Regions from separate parts of the Homo sapiens genome. Here all the other regions are linked to region 3. The links are chromatin contacts, found by Hi-C or POLR2A ChIA-PET in ENCODE. All regions are on one chromosome and are shown on one strand. Each heading gives the region's core, a stretch centred on a gene start or an enhancer-like site at or near the end of the contact. The rest is flanking DNA. Distances are from core to core; before and after follow the strand shown. Region 1 has its middle 48 kb from the start of LNX1-AS2. Region 2 overlaps LOC100506444 (a long non-coding RNA gene). Region 3 overlaps SCFD2 (sec1 family domain containing 2). Region 4 has its middle 160 kb from the start of LNX1-AS2. Region 5 overlaps LOC124900702 (a long non-coding RNA gene).

The links. A loop is a pair of places that touch in the nucleus more often than their neighbours do. ChIA-PET counts read pairs that join two places held with the same protein, here RNA polymerase II (POLR2A). Pooled maps may share reads with other maps.
Region 1: a loop to region 3 is called in a pooled map, with 3 times the contacts of the local background. The contact joins two enhancer-like sites. A Hi-C loop is called at or near these places in 2 of 168 maps with a recorded cell type or tissue (HCT116 and K562), 5 of 37 single-sample maps with no recorded cell type and 12 of 50 pooled maps.
Region 2: a map of ovary shows a loop between it and region 3 (3-fold over the local background). The contact joins two enhancer-like sites. A Hi-C loop is called at or near these places in 9 of 168 maps with a recorded cell type or tissue (GM12878, HCT116, IMR-90 and 6 more), 22 of 37 single-sample maps with no recorded cell type and 22 of 50 pooled maps. POLR2A ChIA-PET finds 5 or more read pairs at or near these places in 1 of 52 experiments (OCI-LY7).
Region 4: a pooled map shows a loop between it and region 3 (3-fold over the local background). The contact joins two enhancer-like sites. A Hi-C loop is called at or near these places in 1 of 37 single-sample maps with no recorded cell type and 3 of 50 pooled maps. POLR2A ChIA-PET finds 5 or more read pairs at or near these places in 1 of 52 experiments (OCI-LY7).
Region 5: a loop to region 3 is called in a map of ovary, with 5 times the contacts of the local background. The contact joins two enhancer-like sites. A Hi-C loop is called at or near these places in 24 of 168 maps with a recorded cell type or tissue (Caco-2, HCT116, HepG2 and 15 more), 15 of 37 single-sample maps with no recorded cell type and 40 of 50 pooled maps. POLR2A ChIA-PET finds 5 or more read pairs at or near these places in 1 of 52 experiments (AG04450).

The regions. Positions count from the first base shown.
Region 1 is chr4:53,639,286-53,642,819 of GRCh38, reverse strand. It overlaps a transcript of LNX1 not described here. Among named protein-coding and RNA genes, the nearest start is that of LNX1-AS2, 48 kb to the right of the region's middle. Within about 2 kb of position 1,684, at least 3 of the 41 ENCODE cell types and tissues checked have a DNase peak (open chromatin) inside an H3K27ac peak, as active enhancers do.
Region 2 is chr4:53,700,772-53,704,293 of GRCh38, reverse strand. All of the region lies in intron 1 of LOC100506444 (a long non-coding RNA gene), which reads right to left. Among named protein-coding and RNA genes, the nearest start is that of LNX1-AS2, 110 kb to the right of the region's middle. RefSeq lists an enhancer at 1,624-1,743. Within about 2 kb of position 1,778, at least 31 of the 41 ENCODE cell types and tissues checked have a DNase peak (open chromatin) inside an H3K27ac peak, as active enhancers do; they include ovary, where a contact is called at or near this core.
Region 3 is chr4:53,012,639-53,016,479 of GRCh38, reverse strand. All of the region lies in intron 5 of SCFD2 (sec1 family domain containing 2), which reads left to right. Among named protein-coding and RNA genes, the nearest start is that of SCFD2-AS1, 87 kb to the right of the region's middle. Within about 2 kb of position 1,864, at least 5 of the 41 ENCODE cell types and tissues checked have a DNase peak (open chromatin) inside an H3K27ac peak, as active enhancers do; they include ovary, where a contact is called at or near this core.
Region 4 is chr4:53,746,423-53,749,892 of GRCh38, reverse strand. No RefSeq gene overlaps it. Among named protein-coding and RNA genes, the nearest start is that of LNX1-AS2, 160 kb to the right of the region's middle. RefSeq lists enhancers at 1,236-1,285, 1,336-1,545. Within about 2 kb of position 1,457, at least 5 of the 41 ENCODE cell types and tissues checked have a DNase peak (open chromatin) inside an H3K27ac peak, as active enhancers do.
Region 5 is chr4:53,906,067-53,910,034 of GRCh38, reverse strand. All of the region lies in intron 1 of LOC124900702 (a long non-coding RNA gene), which reads right to left. Among named protein-coding and RNA genes, the nearest start is that of CHIC2, 160 kb to the left of the region's middle. Within about 2 kb of position 1,259, at least 6 of the 41 ENCODE cell types and tissues checked have a DNase peak (open chromatin) inside an H3K27ac peak, as active enhancers do; they include ovary, where a contact is called at or near this core.

The sequences.
Region 1 (3,534 bases), core at 435-2,934, 630 kb before region 3:
GGAGCGACCCCTCTCATGGTCATGGCACCATTCTGATCTCAAAGTAAGCAGAGACATCCAAGACTATAGTCAACCCAAAGGAAACCTCAGACCCCGCAGGCTTGCTGATTTTGGTGAGTAGAGCAAGGGATCTCTCCAAAAGGCCAGTGTTTGTGATTGGCCTTCCCAGTTCTGGCAGAAAATCTGTGTACACCCAGAAAATGCTCTTTCTTTCCAGAGCTATCTCTGTAGCATTGATTTGACCCCAAGCATATAAAGAATAACCGTGCCACATATGACTTTAGAGTGTACAGGGTATGTGGGAAGGGCCCCTAGCTGGTGCTGGCCCCTCAGGACCCATCACAAAGTGGTCAATGGCCAGGAGACCCTTTGTCCTAGGCCCCACATTGAGCTTCAAATTCAAAATCCTGATATCATTTCCAGTGTTACCTACATGTTGAATTTTTAATATGTTCAAAAGCATGTATACATTTTAAATATAGCATATTTTATAGGTCTATTTTGGGATTCCTTCTTTCATTTTTAATATCCCAAGAACTTCAAAAAGTGGAAATGGTCTGGGCCTGCTTTGACCTTTTTTTTTTTTTTTTTTTTTTAAGATAGGATTTTGCTCTGCATTGCCCAGGCTGGAGTGCAGTAATGTGATCATGGCTCACTGCAGCCTCAACCTTTTGAGCTCAAGCAATCCTCCCATCTTAGCCTCCCAAGTAGCTGGGATCACAGGCGTGTACCACCAAACCTGGCTGATGTTTTTATTTTTTGTAGAGATGAGTTCTCCACTATGTTGCCCAGACTGGTCTCTAACTCCTGGCCTCAAGCAATCCTCCTGTCTTGGTTTCATGGCAGGTTTCTTGGTAATAGCCTCAGACTGGAAACAACCCAAATGCCCATCAACAGGTGAATGAATAAACAGACTGTGCTGTGTCCACACAATGCAATACTAAGCAGAAAAAAAGGAATGAACTGTTGATACCTACAATATGAATAAATCCTGAAATTATCATACCAAGTGAAGTAAGCCAGACACCAAAAAGAATACACAATGTTTGATTTCATTTATATGGAGTTCTGGAATGTGCAAGCAGTCTAGTTATAGAAAGCAGATCAATACTTGCCTGGGGACCTGGTGAATGGGGAGTGAGAGGGAGAGATTACAAAGAGAAAGAAAATGAATTTGTTCCTTGATTGCAGTGATGATTTCATGGGCATATATGTATGCCAAAATTGATCAGATGCACAAAATTAAATATGTGCATTAGGTTGAACCCCTGGGTATTGTGGGGTGGGGAGAAACAGAGGCATGGTCGTTAGGTCCACCTGGGTATTTTGTCCATTTCTCTCGTCTTTGGCTGAGCACAGAGGTTGTAGCCATTCCTCTTCAGCACTGCCTGGATAATGTTACTAGAGTGAAGTGTGAGAAACTCATTAAAAATTCATCAGCTTATTGGTGGGTGAAAGCCCTGCTGTGGCACCCTCTCACTTTCTCTGAAGAGCGCCTCTTATCTGGGTAAGTCCCCTCTTGGGGCCAGAAGAGATTAGATCAGAATGCACTGGATATATTTGCATAGCTAGAAATCCCTCCTTCTTAGAGAGTAAAGGAGGTGCCCCCCCACCCCGCCCTTCCCCAGAACAGAGAAAGTGGCCAAGCAGCTTGGATCTCCTCCAGCATACCCAGGCCAAAAAACCATGCCACATTCCAGTGTTCATTGAGGAAATAAAATGCACACACACAAGCATACACACATAGAGCAGTAGCCTGTGCCGAGTCGCCTCCAAGGCTGGGGTCTGCAGGTGCAAGCTCCAATTAGCAGCCAGCCTTCCAATACCTTTTCATCCCAAACAACGGCCAGGCCTCAGCCCCGGCCAGGGATTGAGGAAGGCCCCGGAAGGACTGCCGACGAGACTGAGAAAAACAAAGACTGTCCAAATAAAAGTAGCTCATGTGAGTCGAACCTGAAACCCAGCTTCATTTTCAAAACCTCTTGTGAGAAATAGTCAATGCACAATTTTGTGAAAAATCAGTTACTGGTCACAGGAAAGAAACTGCCTTCAAAGGCCCTCCAGACCTAAGTCATCAGAGGCAGTTTTCTTTTGCAAACCAGCTAGGCACAGTATTTCTATAACAACACAGTCTTAATTGTTCCTACTGTTGACAACAATTCCCCTAAACTAATATATTTTGGGGGTTATGGATGTATTGTGGTTCTCCTGCAACTGGTGGCTCTTTATTGCTAATATCACATCAAGGCTTAAACAAAAGCACTTTTGATTCTTTATTTTTAGCAATGAAATGTATGTGTTTTCATATGCTTGCCAGTGCTCTATCCTAAGCAGAGAAGCACTAAGGCCATAGACTCACTTTCTTCATTCCTTCTCTCCCCCCATTTTTTTCTGTTTACTTTTTACTGAGAAGGCTACAGAGCTTATACAGAGGTCCATCCTTCCTCTGTAAGCATCTCGGCCTGTTCCACAGCTAAGGATGCTCTCCCAAAGAAAGACTTCTCTATCATTGTCTCCTTGTGGGCTCCCTGGTCTGCTTTTCCACCACTGCCATGCTCTGTTAGGCAGTGCTTCCTCGCCTTCCTGACAGTCGTTCTTGTTTTTAATACGTAAATCTACAAAGAAATGCCAACAATTGGAAATGGGAACAAAAGAATGTTAAAAACCTATACTCCCACCACCACTGTCATTCTATTTTTCTGTTTCCTTCCAGATCATCAGGCATACTTTTGTCTACTTGGTATATGTATATAAATAATTCTTTTTTATTTTTATTTTTTTTTGAGACAGAGTCTCACTCTGTTGCCCAGGCTGGAGTGCTGTTCAGTGGTGCAGTCTCAGCTCACTGCAACCTCTGCCTCTGGGTTCAAGCAATTTTTGTGCCTCAGCCTCCCAAGTAGCTGGGATTATAGGCATGCGCCAACATGCCTGGCTAATTTTTTTTATTTTTAGTAGAGACAGGGTTTCACCATGTTGCTCAGGCAGGTCTCAAATCCCTGACGTCAAGTGATCCACCCGCCTCGGCCTCCCAAAGTGCTGGGATTACAGGCATGAGCCACTACACCTGACCTAAATAACTCTTGATTATGCCTCTGACTTGGCTTCTCCACTGTGTTTGCAGTCATGAGATATGAACAGCTGGTAAGTGGGCGACAGAAGAAACAGCCCTTTTGATACTTTAGGACCCCAAAACAGTCCATTCTACTTAGCAAGAATGAAGTTGGGTTCCTGTGAGCCTTTGTTTGCACCATTTTCATCAGCCAATCAATAAATAACCTTGTTTAATGTACGTTTCTGTTTCAAGATGCCTTATTTTTTCTGGGATATTAACATTTTTAATTAAAGAAAATTTATTAGGAAGCAGATTTTAAATAAATATAAGGAAGAATTTTTTTTTAGGTTTGGGGTACAAATGATCCTGTCACCCAGGTACTGAGCATAGCACCCAATAGTTTTTCAATCCTTACCCCCACTCACTCCTCCCTGCTGTAGTAGTACCCAGTGCCTATTGTTGCCATCTTTATGTCCATGAGC
Region 2 (3,522 bases), core at 529-3,028, 690 kb before region 3:
CCATACTCCAAACCTCAGCCTCATGCAATATTCCCACATAACGAACCTGCACATATACCTCTGGTATCTCAAATAAAAGTTGAAATTAAAAAAAAATTAAATTAAAGAAGAACTTCTAGTTCCAGGATGGCCATCTGGTTTGAGGATCTTCAGCCCAGAGAAACACAAAGCCCTCTCACAACCGAAGTACAACTGTTGATACAGTAGGAGCTAGATATTCACATAGTATACATCATACGTTTTTGTTTTTTTGGTCTGGTATAGACTCAAATAGCAACTTGCCCAGAAAACATAGTCCTTAAATACTGATTGGATAATTAATTGATCAGTGATATGTTTAATGACATTGACCATGGATACAATAGCATGGCCTTTGAATAGAAGAAAGACCATGGAAAGGAGGAGTTGTGAGTCCTGCCCTCTTTTTCCCCGGACATGCAATGCAGTGGTTGAGACACTGAATACAAGTCTGACTGTTCCACCTCTGTCACATCTTGTACAAGTTCTATAATTTTTCCAAACTGCAGTTTGTCCTTCTGTCAGCTGGAGATAATTATTGTACCAATCTCATAAGACTGTTCAATATGAAATAAAATAAAACACATAAAATGCTTAGCCTTGTATCAGGCACATAGTAAGTATTTGACATAAATATGTTTTTATTGCTGGTGTTGTTTTTGGTTTTATTTTATGAGTTAAGATCCTGGAGAAGTGCAGGAGGTCAAAGGGAAAAGATGATAATAGCTTCCAGGGACCCATGTTGAGTGGCAAGGCCCAGAGTGACCCCGTGCTGTGGCACGGATCTGTGATTCTCCAGATGTTCACGAAGGAATGGTTTTCTGCAGAATGAAGGAGCTGAAGTGCAAATGGGGTCAGGGAATTTTATAGGAGCTTGGAGGAAGAGTCAAGAGTAGAGTGTTCAGTCGTTACATCAAGTGAAAATAGAGACGCTGACGAAGAACTCGTGCCCTTACCTGGAGAGCTTGCCCTTAGGAAAGAGAGAGAAAGAGACAGAGAGAGAGAGAGACGCAGACACACACAGAAAGAGACACAGACACAGAGAGAAAGCACAGTCCCTCTTGTGCTGGCTGCTGACCAAACCCCACTGTGCCTCAGCCCAGCTTCCTGCCTCCCTGGGGAGGGGAAACGTGTCCCTTGGCCAGTAGCCATCAAAGGTCTTACAGGGATGCTTTGTGTCTGACCTGCCAGGGAAGGCAAACGAGCCCCACTTTTTGTTCCCCAGGGAACTGGCCTCTTAGGGACACTGGCGAGAGTTGTCTGCACATGTGGTCAATGGAGGGAAGCAGCTAGCACACAAGGGGACCAAAAGGGATGGCGGCGAAACTGCACAGTGGTAGGGGGAAGCCCGCGGGCTATTTTAGGCCAGGCTCAGAACTGGAGTCAATGGAGGTTTTGTTTATGTAACATCTGCAGAGGGCCCTTCAAAGCAAATAACCCTGGGTCTCCAGGCCAGGGCTGCAGCGAGCAGGGGTGGGGCCGCGAGCTTCCTGTTGTTCTTGGCACGGCTGCCCAGCTGTCTGCGTGGCTCCTCTCAGAGCCATTTGCCGCCTCACTGCTTGCTCCCTACGATCATCTTCACAGCTCTTTTCCTAGGGGCGGGTAAACAAAGTACAAGAAGCAGTGCAGGCAGAGCCGTTCCTCGGAGAGGTGACTCGAGCACTGTGCCCCAGAAAGTTGCCCTCCTGACCCCAGGGCTCCCCGGCCGCCCTGCAGCCTCAGGAGACCCCAGGGCGTCCTTTCTGCACATCCCCTTAGCTGAGCGGCTTTGCTGTCAGTTTCAGTATGGTAGGGAAAGGGGCCTGGCTCTCAGGTCTGCCCCATACAGGTCTGAACCCAGAGCTGCATTTGGCAGTTGCTTACTCTTGTGCTAAGTGCTCAATCCCCATTATTTATTACAGGCAGAAACATACATATATACGAGATAAATAATGTATGTTAATTTCCTTTCTACCAGGCCTGTTTGAAGGCATGAACACTATATTGTTATCTTTTTGAAACACAGATTCCATTGGGAAAGATGGGGATAAGACGGCCTTTTTCAAGTTTAGGAAAATTTATATGCACAAGAATGTAGAAATCTGAAACTGACAGTTTGATAAACTTGTTCACCTATGTATCCACCCACGTAACTACTACCCTGATCAAGATACAGAATATATCCATCGCCCTTATGTGAAAAGCTCCTTTGTGTCTCTTTCTGGTTAATAACCTGCTTACCCCTACTTATATTAGTCTGCCAGGGTGCCAGAACAAAATACCAAAGGCTAAGCGATTTCAATAACAAAAATCGGTTTCTCACAGTTTTGGAAGCTGGATGTCCAAGATCAGGGGACTAGAATGGCTGGTAAGGGCCCTCTTCCTGGCTTGCAGATGGCTGCTTTCTCAGTGTATGCTCACATGGCCACTACTTTGTGCACCTGGAGCAAGCGCTCTGGTGTCTATTCTTAAAAGGACATAAATTCTATCAGATCAGGGCCCTAACCTTATGACCTCATTTAACCTTAATTACTTCCAGAAAGGACTCATCTCCAAATATATTCACATTGGGGCTCAAGGCCTCAGCATACGAATATGGAGGGGACATGATTCGGTCCATAGCACTACCACGGTGCCTTCCTCCCCCAGTGATATGGTTTGGCTGTGTCCCCATCCAAATCTCAACTTGAATTGTATCTCCCAGAATTCCCATGTGTCACGGGAGGGACCCAGGGGGAGGTAATTGAATCATGGGGGCTGGTCTTTCCCATGCTAGTCTCGTAATAGTGAGTAAGTCACATGAGATCTGATGGGTTTTTCAGGGGTTTCCGCCTTTGCTTCTTCCTCATTTTTCTCTTGCCACTGCCATGTGAGAAGTGCCTTTTGCCTCCCGCCATGTTTCTGAGGCCTCCCCAGCCATGTGGAACTGTAAGTCCAATTAAACCTCTTTTCCTTCCCAGTGTCAGGTATGTCTTTATCAGCAGCGTGAAAACAGACTAATACAGTCAGTTGGTATCAGTACAGTGGGGCGTTGCTGAAAAGATAGCTGAAAATGTGGAAGCGACTTTGGAACTGGGTAACAGGCAGAGTTTGGAACAGTTTGGAGGCCTCAGAAGAAGACAGGAAAACGTGGGAAAGTTTGGAACTTCCTAGAGACCTGTTGAATGGCTTTGACAAAAATGCTAATAGTGATATGAACAATAAGGTCCAGGCTGAGGTGGTCTCAGATGGAGATGGGGAACTTGTTGGGAACTGGAGCAAAGGCGACTTTTGCTATGTTTTAGCAAAAAGACTGGCGGCATTTTGCCCCTGCCCTAGAGATGTGTGGAACTTTGAGCTTGGGAGAGATGATTTAGGGTGTCTGGTAGAAGAAACTTCTAAGCAGCAAAGCATTCAAGAGGTGACTTGGGTGCTGTTAAAAGCATTCCATTTTAAAAGGAAAACAGAGCGTAAAAGTTCAGAACGTTTGCAGCCTGATGATGCAGTAGAATAGAAAAACCCATTTTTTGAGGAGAAATTCAAGCC
Region 3 (3,841 bases), core at 615-3,114:
CCGTTGGTCTAATTTTTCTTAATCTACTAAAAACGAAATAGCACAGGTCAGATGTGACTTGCTTGCTTTCTGCTCCTGTACAATCCAGGAGTGTTAATCAAAAAGCAAAATTTGTGACATCAGTTTTATTTCCATGGCTACTGATTGTAATATTACAAACATGAGATTACTGGCTAGTTCATCATGAAGGTTAAAGAAGATTCCTCCTTGGATAGGATCTCCAAAACCAACACCAAGGGGAATATTATCAGAGCTGCTTCCAGCAGCGTGTCCTTTCAAAAATGTTCTCATTATTCTGAGAGCTTTGTTTTATTTTGTGAGGGTTTTTATCATTTGTTGTTGGTGGTTAATATTTTAATTTTATGTGCTTGTTTGTTTTATTTATTCCTCCACCCCAGGTGACCGTGTAGGAAAATGGTTATTTTAGATGTTAGAAGCCCCTCTGTTAAGAAGCAGTTTCTGCCTTCGTTTAATTCTTCTTCCACAAATAAGATTTATTTTGGAACTTCAGTCAAAAACATCTGTACTTTGTACAGGACAAACATCTGCCTTCCTACAAGAGCTGCTGGCCTTCCTGATGTTAGATAAATGCATTTTGTTCTTTGAAAGCCCCTCATAGAGAAGAGACTGTACAATAAGAGAAGCCCACTCATTCTTGAATCCAGAGCGCCTCGTTGTGGCTCAAACATGTTACTACAGAAGACCGTTTATCAATTTGCTATTTCTCTTCTCCCCAAACTTAATCAGTTTTAAAGGTAGAATATATTTTAATAAATATATTATTTGACCATGCCATATGGTCAAAGCTTCCAGGAACACATAGATATGTGTTACCAACTTGGAAGATAAACTGGGGTTGGGTACACTCAAGTTATTTTTCTAATAGTGATGGAAGACGTGTGCTGATAAGTTTTCAAAGTCTTATCTGAACCGCCTGATGACTGACAACGTGCGTTTGAGAGATTTTGCTTCTCCTGGGAAGCTTGCCCTGATTCTCCTGCTGCTTCTTCCAAAGGTTCGTTTTGTTTTTTGGGTTTTGTTTTTGTTTTTTTGCATATTTTCCTGTACTCCTTACTAAAAATTCTTCAGGGCAGAGCTGCTGTCTTACCTTTGTATTCTCAATGCACAGCACAGTGCCTGGCAAATAGCAGGTCCCCAGTAACACTAGATGAATGACAGGTGTTTTAGGACCAACTGTGGTGGATCAGAAGAATAAAATCCATAATCCTGGCCTGTGTCCTGACCATCCAAGTATATGGTTAGTCTTTATTACTGTGTTTTTTTGTATTTACTCTGTTAAAATTACCTTAAATATAGTGAGCTTTGCTTAATGAGAAACTGATGTAGCAAATAGCAGACCCTGTAATACAGCTGGTCATTTTAACACAGTGCCTTTTCTCCTCCTGACTCACTGACTTTTGGTTTGTTTTGCTAAATCATTACCTTGTAATGTCTAGTTTTTATTCAAAACAACTGCTACTAAGTACTACACCAGTAAAACGTTCTAGTGGATATTATAAATTCAAAAATATTTCTATGTACCCTTATAACAGGGAATGCTGAGTTAATGCGTTTTTCACAAAATAGAGATTCTCTAACCATTTTTTGGTTGTCCCCTTACCGTCTGTACCAAAGCAAGCTATGTAGGACACTGTTTTTTTCAAAAGGTGCATTTAAGTATGTTTTAAGAATTGAGGTATATCCCACCAAGCTCGTGTATTTATTCAAGAAGCATTTATCTCCTGTTATATGCTTGGCATTGTGCTGGAGTTCTGGAGGTGGCTAAGACAGTCCTTCCTGGAGCTCACGGGGGAGCCCAAGGAGCCCTAATATCATGTGATCTGTGCTATAACAAGGACTATAAACACAGAGGGCTGAGGCAGCACTTGGAGAGGGTTGTGCCTATGAGGTTCTTGATAAATGCTGAATAAGCTGAATTCAGGGCCTTCTCAAGGTGAGTGAATCACCTTTGTGTATTGCAAAGGAAAACTAAGAATAGTGTCTTGGATGACAGGGAAGAATAACTGTACAAATAAATGTTACATACCACACTTAAAAATGTCAACTTGGACAAGGCAAGTAAGGAACACATGGATTTTAGGTGTGGCCAGTGAAAATCAGAGACTCTGACTATAATCCCTTTCTAACCTCCCCTTCAGTGCGTAACTAACACTGTTTTCACAAAAACTCTGAAACTTTCTTTTCCAGGCTTTTATACAAGTTGTTTCTTTTGCCTGGAACAATCACTGCCACTCCATCTCCATACCAACTCCTTTCACCCTGGAGGAAGCCTCCTCTGTCTCATAGCACTCTGCACTTCCACATCATAGCGCCTACCATACCATAATGTAAACAGGTCCACCCATTTACCTCCCTGCATCCCCTGCACATGGCAAAGGGTGTATGTCTGTTTTTCTCCGGGACCCAACACATGCTCAGCACCTCAGGCTTAATAAAGATGAGTTAACTCAAATTAGTTAATTTAATTCCAAGTTGCTCTCTCATATAGCATCTCTGTATGGGACTTCAAAATACCAGATATTTTTTAGTTGACCCTTTTTATTTTATACTGAAGCCTTTTCATAAGATGGGAGGACTATAAAATCCCTCCCCTGCACGGAATCCAAGCAATAATACCTTTCCTTCAGTGGTAAACATGTGAAGCTTCTTGGAATTTAAAAAACTATTTTTTAATAAGGAGATATACAGTCTGGGATCTGCCCTTGAGCCTGATTTCTCATCTATAAATGAGGAGATGGGCCTAATGATCTCAGAGGACGTTCCAGCAAAAGTTATTCTCAGAAGCCATATAATAAATGTTATAAAACTACCTTATTACTGCCAACATTTCACATAATATTAAGATTTTGAAGAGTACTCATGAGTAGTTTTGACAGAAATTGTAGAGACTATCTCCCCACCAACCTCTAGAACATAACAGCTAAATGATTTTCGTTGACTAATTGAATGAATGAGGAAAAAAAGCCACATGGCAAAATCCCAAGTAATAAAAAAGGAAATATTCTCACAGTTGAAGGAATTTTCAAGAAGGAAAGGGAGAATTGTCTGCAAGGGTACAAGGTGACATTTATAGTGAAAGGAATTATTTAAGTTCTTCCATTATTTATTTACACAGGAAAGGGCCCATGAATTTACAGTGAAAAACTCTTCTAATAAGGGAATTAAGGCTATGAAACTAACATAGCTGTATTTACCAGTACTTGATAAATGTCATCAGCTAATGATTTGATGAGATATCTTTGTAACATTTAGTCACAAGGAGTCCTGGGAAAGTACTGTAGGTGTAAAGGAAGAATGGCCTATTCTAAGCAGATTTTGTTTCCTTGTCTCTATTAGATGGCTGTTTTTCTGGAGCTTCTAACAGTTTTCAAACACAGAGTGCAAATGTGTTTGTTGTCAGTGAGGCCGCCATTTGGAGTTGGTGCAGGAGCTCTGCAGCTCCTTTTCTATGTAACAGTGGAAGTGTGGTGGAGTTCAGTCTAGCTAGGGCCCCTTCCTGTCATAAATAAGATTACTTTCATTTCACTTGTGGAGTGTGCTATTCCTCAGAGTAATGAATTTCCTCTGTGCCTTTGAGCATATAAACATGGTTTTCATTAGCTTTCTCTCTCTTAAAAAAAAACACACACACACACACACACACAGAAAGGAGGGGAGAGGGAGAGGGAGGTAAAAGAAAGAATCTGAGCAAAATTAATAAGATGTCAATTAACTCCATAAATGCAGATGCCTTTTTTGCCGACTGGCTAGAACATGCTGATGAGCAGTACCAGAAAAGCACTGGTTCATCTCTCCTGAAATGCTAAGAAAATGAAATGGG
Region 4 (3,470 bases), core at 208-2,707, 730 kb before region 3:
ACACTGATTGCTGGACTCCAGCTCCAGAGTCTCTGATTCAGTAAGTGTGGGTGGGGTCTGAGAATTTGCATTTCTGGTAAGTTCCTGGGTGACGTTGACACTGCTAGTCTGGGAGACGGGGTTTCCTATTCTGAGATCCACTGTATTTTTTTTTTTTTTTTTGAGACGGAGTCTCGCTCTGTCACCCAGGCTGGAGTGCAGTGGTGTGGTCTCAACTCACTGAGCCTCCCAAGCTCAAGCGATTCTTGTGCCTCAGACTCCTAAGTAGCTGAATCTACAGGTGTGTGCCACCATGCCCGGTTAATTTTTGTATTTTTAGTAGAGACAGGATTTCACCATGTTGGCCAGTCTGGCCTCTAACTCCTGACCTCAGGTGATCCTCCCACCTCAGCCTCCCAAAGCGCTGGGATTTCAGGTGTGAGCCATTGTGCCTGGCCAACATCCGCTGTATTAATGGCAAGTGCTGCTTTACCGTTAAAACAGGCACAATCCATAGTTGATATCTTGAATTTTGCCAACTATCTTAACTAGGAGTCATATTTCTCATCACAGGAACTGAAGAAAATAATTTATGTTCATCACTCCACTCACAGTGTCCTGGGGACATTATGAGTTCAGTTCAGTCTTCCTTACATGCTGGCTTCCAGCTAGCACTCAAGGAAACGGACTCTCACTTAGCATCCCATTCTCTGGTTATGGTGATCTCTTTGTTTTGATTTATATTATTTCATTATTTTCTGTCTTTTTCCACAAAGATGTTATTTATTTCACCAGCTGTCCTTGCAAATGGACCATGAGTCTGAGCACTGAAGCTGCTGACATTGTAGATTTTAAAGGCCCTTACGTGGAGAGGCACAGGAAACCCGAGAAAATGAAGCACCACGTTGGTTAAAGGGTTTGGGTGTTTCCCTTATTAACAGTGGATGATCATCAAATATAAGAGATCTCCAGACCATCAGAATAGAGATCCTGAAACTGGCAAACATAATCCATACTAGTTGTGCCAGTTATCAACCCATTTCCTCTCAGCTCCAAATGCATCCATCTTTGCTCTATTGGTGGTAGCGGGACTGGACCCTGTAAACATTTCTCCTTTCCCAACTGCCGAAGTGTTAGCCTAATTGTCAATAGAGGGTACTGGGGTGTTGCTGTAAGGTCATAGCAGAGGAAGAGGCTTATCTTCAGTTATGGTGCTCTTACTCTCTTATGGTACAGCTGTCAGCAAACAGGCAGACAGGAGGCCCAAGTCGTTCACTCTCTAGTGAGTTTCTCCTGCACCCAGCAGACCACTTCCTGTAGACCAGCTGTGACCCCTCAGCTGCCTGCAGGTTGTTTCTTATAAGTCAGCTCCAGTCCCCTGGTACCCCAGCTGGCCATGTCCTGCTCTCCAGCTCAGCCCACCAGCTCGCTCCAGTGAACTTAGCCACCCAGTTTCAGTTCCTGCAAACCAGCTGCAGCTTGCCTGCACCTTCTAGAGTGTCTCAACCACCTAGCAAGCTGTTCCTACAGACCAGCTCTGGCCAAACTTTCTGACAAGTTTCTTTACCACTGAGAGGCTACATGTTTCTGTGTCAGCCACAAGATACCCACTGAGGGCTGAATTCAGCCTTGGAGGAGGGACCTTCTTTCATGTTCTTAATTCTTTATGTTATGTTCTCTCCATTCTAGAGGTAGGAGCTTCTTCTCTATATTCTCTAGTTCTCTTTTAGTAGTTAATTGCATTTTACTAGCTCATAATTCTGTATATTACATTTTTTCTGTTCAAATTACTGGTGTGTAGCTATCTCCTGACTAGACCTTACAGAATTGATACCAGTAGTGGTCCTAAAAGACAGACCCTCACACATGAGATTTGGTACTAGTTTGATCATGATTTTAGGCTTCAGTGCAGAGACAATTTCTTTGCCAGTGGGAAATTGATACTAATAATCCATGGCAGGTAATAGCTTTGCAATTAATCAAACTATGGTAATTGTGATGAAGTGCAAACTAAAGCAAGGACTATGATGTTGGATGGATCCTCTGGAGTGTACTGTAGCATTTACAGAAAGCAAATGACAGGCTAAAATTCCTTTAATTTTCAGTTCAAGTCATGAGTGGCAAACTAGACATTTCTAGGGCAGCCCAAAAATAATCTTTTATTTATTATGGCCACAGGCTGATATTGATAAAAATCAAACATAAAATTTAATTGGGAGGCTTGCAGAATTACAATTTCAGTTGGATTCACAGCCTTGCCAAATTTCTGATGTAAAAGATAGGAAATCAAATGGGAAAGCATGAGACACTGAAACTTGGAGTGAGGCATCAGGTTAGAACTGATTCTAAACACACCCACGTCACTCTGAGCCTCCCTTGCTTGTTCTTCTGTGTTTGGGGAGACCACGCTTTCTTTGGTTGAAAGCCCTGCAGTAACCTCCGCTGGGATAGCAATGTTCCGAGGGGATGCTCATTTTCCACAAGACTACAACAACTGCCCCCGTTGCCACTACACCAATAACTAGGTTCAAATCACAGTGTGCCCCAGATCAGGAACATATGATGACCCAGGAGGAAATGACTTATATACACTGCATGATTTTGCTCATATATATGAGCAGAAACCTAAAAAATATATGTGGAGTAGATTTTGTAAAATATAATGCTAGATCATTATCACTATGTCTTTTCTTTGAGGCATAACCAGGGTCCTTTTTAAAAATGAATAAACAAACAAACAAACTTTATTTTATGGAAGCTATGTGAGGATAGCCCTAATAGAAACTAGTAATGTATTATGATCCTGCAGTATTTGAGACAAAATTATATTAGTACATGAAGAGACAGAATGATTACTGGAACAAAATAGAGCCCAGAGAAATACTTAAGTATGAATGGGAATGTGATTTGTAAAAATGGTGACATTTCAGGTAAGGGTCAAATAATAAATAAATCAATAAATAGTGTGACAATAGACTAGTGATCTGAGGGGATAAAAGAAAGAGACAGGAGAGAGAGAGAGAAAAAAAGGAAGCTGAATCCTTACATCATTTCTTACCTAAAATAAATTTCATCTTGGTCTATTTTTGCAACATAAAAAAAATTATGAAAGCATTAGAATAAAGGCAGTATTTTATTTTCTTGGAATAATAAAGATCTCTTAAAGTGTGACATAAAACCCAGAAGCTATGAAGAATAGATTTATAAATTTGATCACATAAAATGTAACAGAGCAAAACAAAGCCCAAAGACAAAACAATAAACTGAGAAATGTTACTGTCACCCATATTGTAGACAAAGACTGATTTATTTAATTTTACTACTATAAGCTATGAAAGGAAAATAAATCTTGGGACCCCAAACTCACTAAGCCAAAGGGAAAAATCAAGCTGGGAACTGGGTCACACAAACCTGCCTCCCACTTTTTTTCCTAAATAAGATGGCTACACGATGAAAAGCTACACATCTCCCTCATAGTTTGCCCACAAGGA
Region 5 (3,968 bases), core at 10-2,509, 890 kb before region 3:
CTGATGAATACAATCTCTTCTTTGGCAATTTGTATTTTTCTTCTAAGCCAACCCCATTCTGCCTTGTATTATGGTTGTTGATGTATTACGGTTACTGACAAGGTTGGTTCTGCCTTGTCTGATTCTTTTTTTTTTTTCTGAGACGGAGTTTCACTGTTGTTGCCCAGGCTGGAGTGCAATGGCGTGATCTCAGCTCACCACAACCTCCGCCTCCAAGGTTCAAGCGATTCTCCCGCCTCAGCCTCCCCAGTAGCTGGGATTACAGGCATGTACCACCACGCCCGGCTAATTTTGTATTTTTAGTAGAGATGGGGTTTCTCCATGTTGGTCAGGTTGGTCTCGAACTCCTGACCTCAAGCGATCCGCCCGGCCATCTGATTCTTATTTGATGCTTAGTTTATTAAAGGCTAGAACTGTGTCCTTTTCACTTCTGCATGTCTAACAACAGAGGCTTATACATCGCAGGAGCTCAAAAATATGTATAGGACAACAGGAATTACAAAAGAATTAAAGAGTCTTTCCCTATTAAAAGATGACACTAGATATCTATAACTAAGAATAGACAGATACCTGGGCAAAATGTGCACTTTTTGAGTGCTGAGGCTGCAATCCTTTATTGGGTACAATGACATGTCCACATAAGCTTTTCCCAAAGAATGTGAATGAAGTTCGACCCAATATGATGACATCCAGGGCAGGGGACAAGATTCCCTTTCTGGGACCTAAATTTTTTTGTGTACAGGGCGTACATGGATTCTATTCTGAAATGACTAAAAATTCTCTAAATAGCTCCAAGAGGGAAGTCTGTCTTCCCCTCCCCACATACTGATGATATCTGAGCACAAGGAGAAGCCACTGACAAATGTAGAAACCTGGTCCTCATCTGCAAAAATGAGTGCTTTGAACTAAATAAACCTTATAACCTGTTATAGTTTGAGAAATATTACATATTCCATTATTTTCCTGGAGAGGTTTAGCCGATCATACTGAAAAACAGAAACCAAACCCCAAAACTCACCAATGGTTAAGCTTTCGTCTAGGGAAAAAAGTGACTTTTACGAGCACACTGCTTATTTTGTGGTGACTGCAGAGCCCAATATCTAATCTGCTTCCCCACTTCCTGTGTTATGAAATGCTGGACATAGTTTTCTCTTGGCTCAGTGGCAATTTGATAAAGAGCGAAGAGCTGAGATGAAAGACATAGTGAACACTGCCCTCTTTTGTCCACCCTGGGTTTCTGCCACTTCTCTTTGGTAAGTGTATCAGGCAGACACGAGTTAAAGTCGTGCTAGTTAAGTAAACCTTGGTGTGTAATTCCATTTCAGTTGTTCTCTGCGTGACTCCCCGGTTTCAGCAGTGTGGAACATCTTTATTTTGGTGTCATAAACATTTCAGCTTACCCAAGCCTGCCACTTTGCGCCAGAAACCATTTAATGATGGTTGTTCGGTGCCGACCCCAAAAAAGTGGATGTAAAGCAAAAAAGAGGCTCTATTGTCTGAGGTTTTCCTGCTCCGTTTGGATTACCAGGGAGTTAAAGATAAAACCCCAGGCAGAAAGCTACATGTCAGCAGTAAGGGAACAAGATTACCTTCCACGTTACTCATTTAGAAGAGACGGCTTTTGTCTTAGTGTTTTGAGAAATTCTTCTTAAATAATTTGGTTATGACTTTCTTGTGTGTTGTGTGAGATATGTAGGAAGGAGCTTTATAAAGGAAATATAGTGCCACGTTGCTTAAATTTATTGAGGCAACCCTAGCAAGAGAAGTGCATTTCTGTTTGTAGAACAACTTATACATTTTTCATAGGCATAAACAGAAATTAAAAATTAATATGGGCTGGGTGCAGTGGCTCATGCCTGTAATCCCAGCACTTTGGGAGGACAAGGCGGTGGATCATCTATGGTCAGGAGTTTGAGACCAGCCTGGCCAACATGGTGAAACCCCATCTTTACTAAAACTACAAAAATTAGCCAGTCGTAGTGGCAGGTACCTGTAATCCAGCTACTCAGGAGGCTGAGGCAGGATAATCAGTTGCACCTGGGAGGCAGAGGTTGCGGTGAGCCGAGATCATGCCACTGCATGCCAGCCTGGGAAACAGAGCAAGAAAAATAAAATTAATATGACCTCCTTTCTTGGCTGACCTGAATCATACTTTGCAGTTATTTTTTTTCTTGTGAAAGTGAGTTTGTATTTGGAAGGTCTGCAGAGAACACCAGGGATGAAGAGGTAGAGGAGGGAATAACGTTAGTTAGGAGTACAGTTTAGAGTGCTGTTGGCTGTTTGCCCAAATGCAAATTATTTAATTTGATCTGAAAGCTTTAAATGTAATATTTGTGAGGATTCAGTCCATCAGTAAATCATCAGATATGTGTGTACATTTGCTGTGTACCCAACTAGGCATCAGGGCGTACATGACAATAGGGGAGATTGTGTTCTGGTTGGAAAAGGAAGAATTAATTTAAGAAAATAGTTTGGAGTCTGCTTCCTATAATTTTGTTCTTAAATTTTAACCTAGTGGCAGCAACTTTATGTCCTTTCTCTCCCAGGACAGTTCTAGGGACAAATATTTAGCTCCACTGTGCCTACCAGGGAATTGTATTTTATAGAACGTGTGCTTTGATTGGCAGCTTGAAAAACATGGTTAAAGTCGTGATCAGCACGAATGGAACAGTCAGGAAATGGGTCCCAGGGAACTTTTCCATTCCCACTACTCTTTGAAAAGCCCTGCAAAGATGCTATTGCAAATTTCTGTCTCATCAAACCGGGGATATTACCTTTATAAAAAGAATGCAAGGACTCATAATTCATGATATCCTCTCACCAACGATAGATCTCTAAATTATCAGGAGTAAAGTATATTTAAGAGTAAGAAAATATCTATCAAAGAAGAAAGTCAAGAAATGAATCTGTTTAGTTGTTTTCTTCCTGCTAAGAGCCTCTGATGGAGCATTTACACTGGCTTATGCTCATGTGTGTAGGATCGGCCAAATGCAAGTGGAAAATTATTAGCCAGGCAGTAGTCAGAATGCTCATCCATTCAAGAGCTTCCATTCAGATATATGGAGCTGAAATCTGAAACTAAGGGCTCTGTCCTAACTTTAGCAACTTAATTGCATAGAGCTCCACAGTGGCCTGATTAAGAATGGCTGGTGTCTTGAAATATTTTGAAAATACTGATACCAAAAGATTTTATTCTGAAAAATTATTATCCAATGAGGAAAACGAAAAGGAACCAGTTACAGAAAAGCCTACAGTCTCCGGGGATTGATGATAGAGCACATCATTGAAATGACTGCTATTTCAGAGAAAAGCAGTGCGGAGTTTACATGCTTTCCTTATAACATGAAATTTTAGTCCTTTGTCCAACACTGGGAAGTTAGAGGGAAGGAAACGTCTCTTTACTAACGAGAAAATGCACATTTGCTTCAAAACTATGGGGATGTTCTTTTTTTTTTTTAAACGGTATCCTTGTAAGTTTCTTTATTTGAAATGTGCATGAAATACCACATATGAATTTCTTGAATTTATGTAGTACTTGACTTGTCAAAGATCTTTCTCATGGGTAGGATTATTGGCAGTAAAGATAAGCTGTGGGAGAAAGGCCGGGGAAAAGTCAGTTGATGGTGTTAATTTATGAAGCAGAGTGGAAACAGAAACTAAAGGCTTATTTTCTCTCATTTGAGCAACAGGCTGGTGTTTGGCAAACTGTCCTGGGGGATATTTAGGTGAAGAAGGGCAGGCGTCGTGATCGAAGACTTATCTCCCTTCTTTTCATCTGCACACTTCTTCTCTGACCACAGTTTGAGCACTTTTCAATCACCAGCAGTCTCAGCAGGGCAAGGCTGCCACACGCTTGCTAATGGTATCCCAAACGCTGCATTTCTGGGGCTCATCCAGGAAGCACGGTGATAGACAAGCGAGTTACCGTATTTCCTCTGAAACTGCCTCCCTAAACATCAAATCAATCA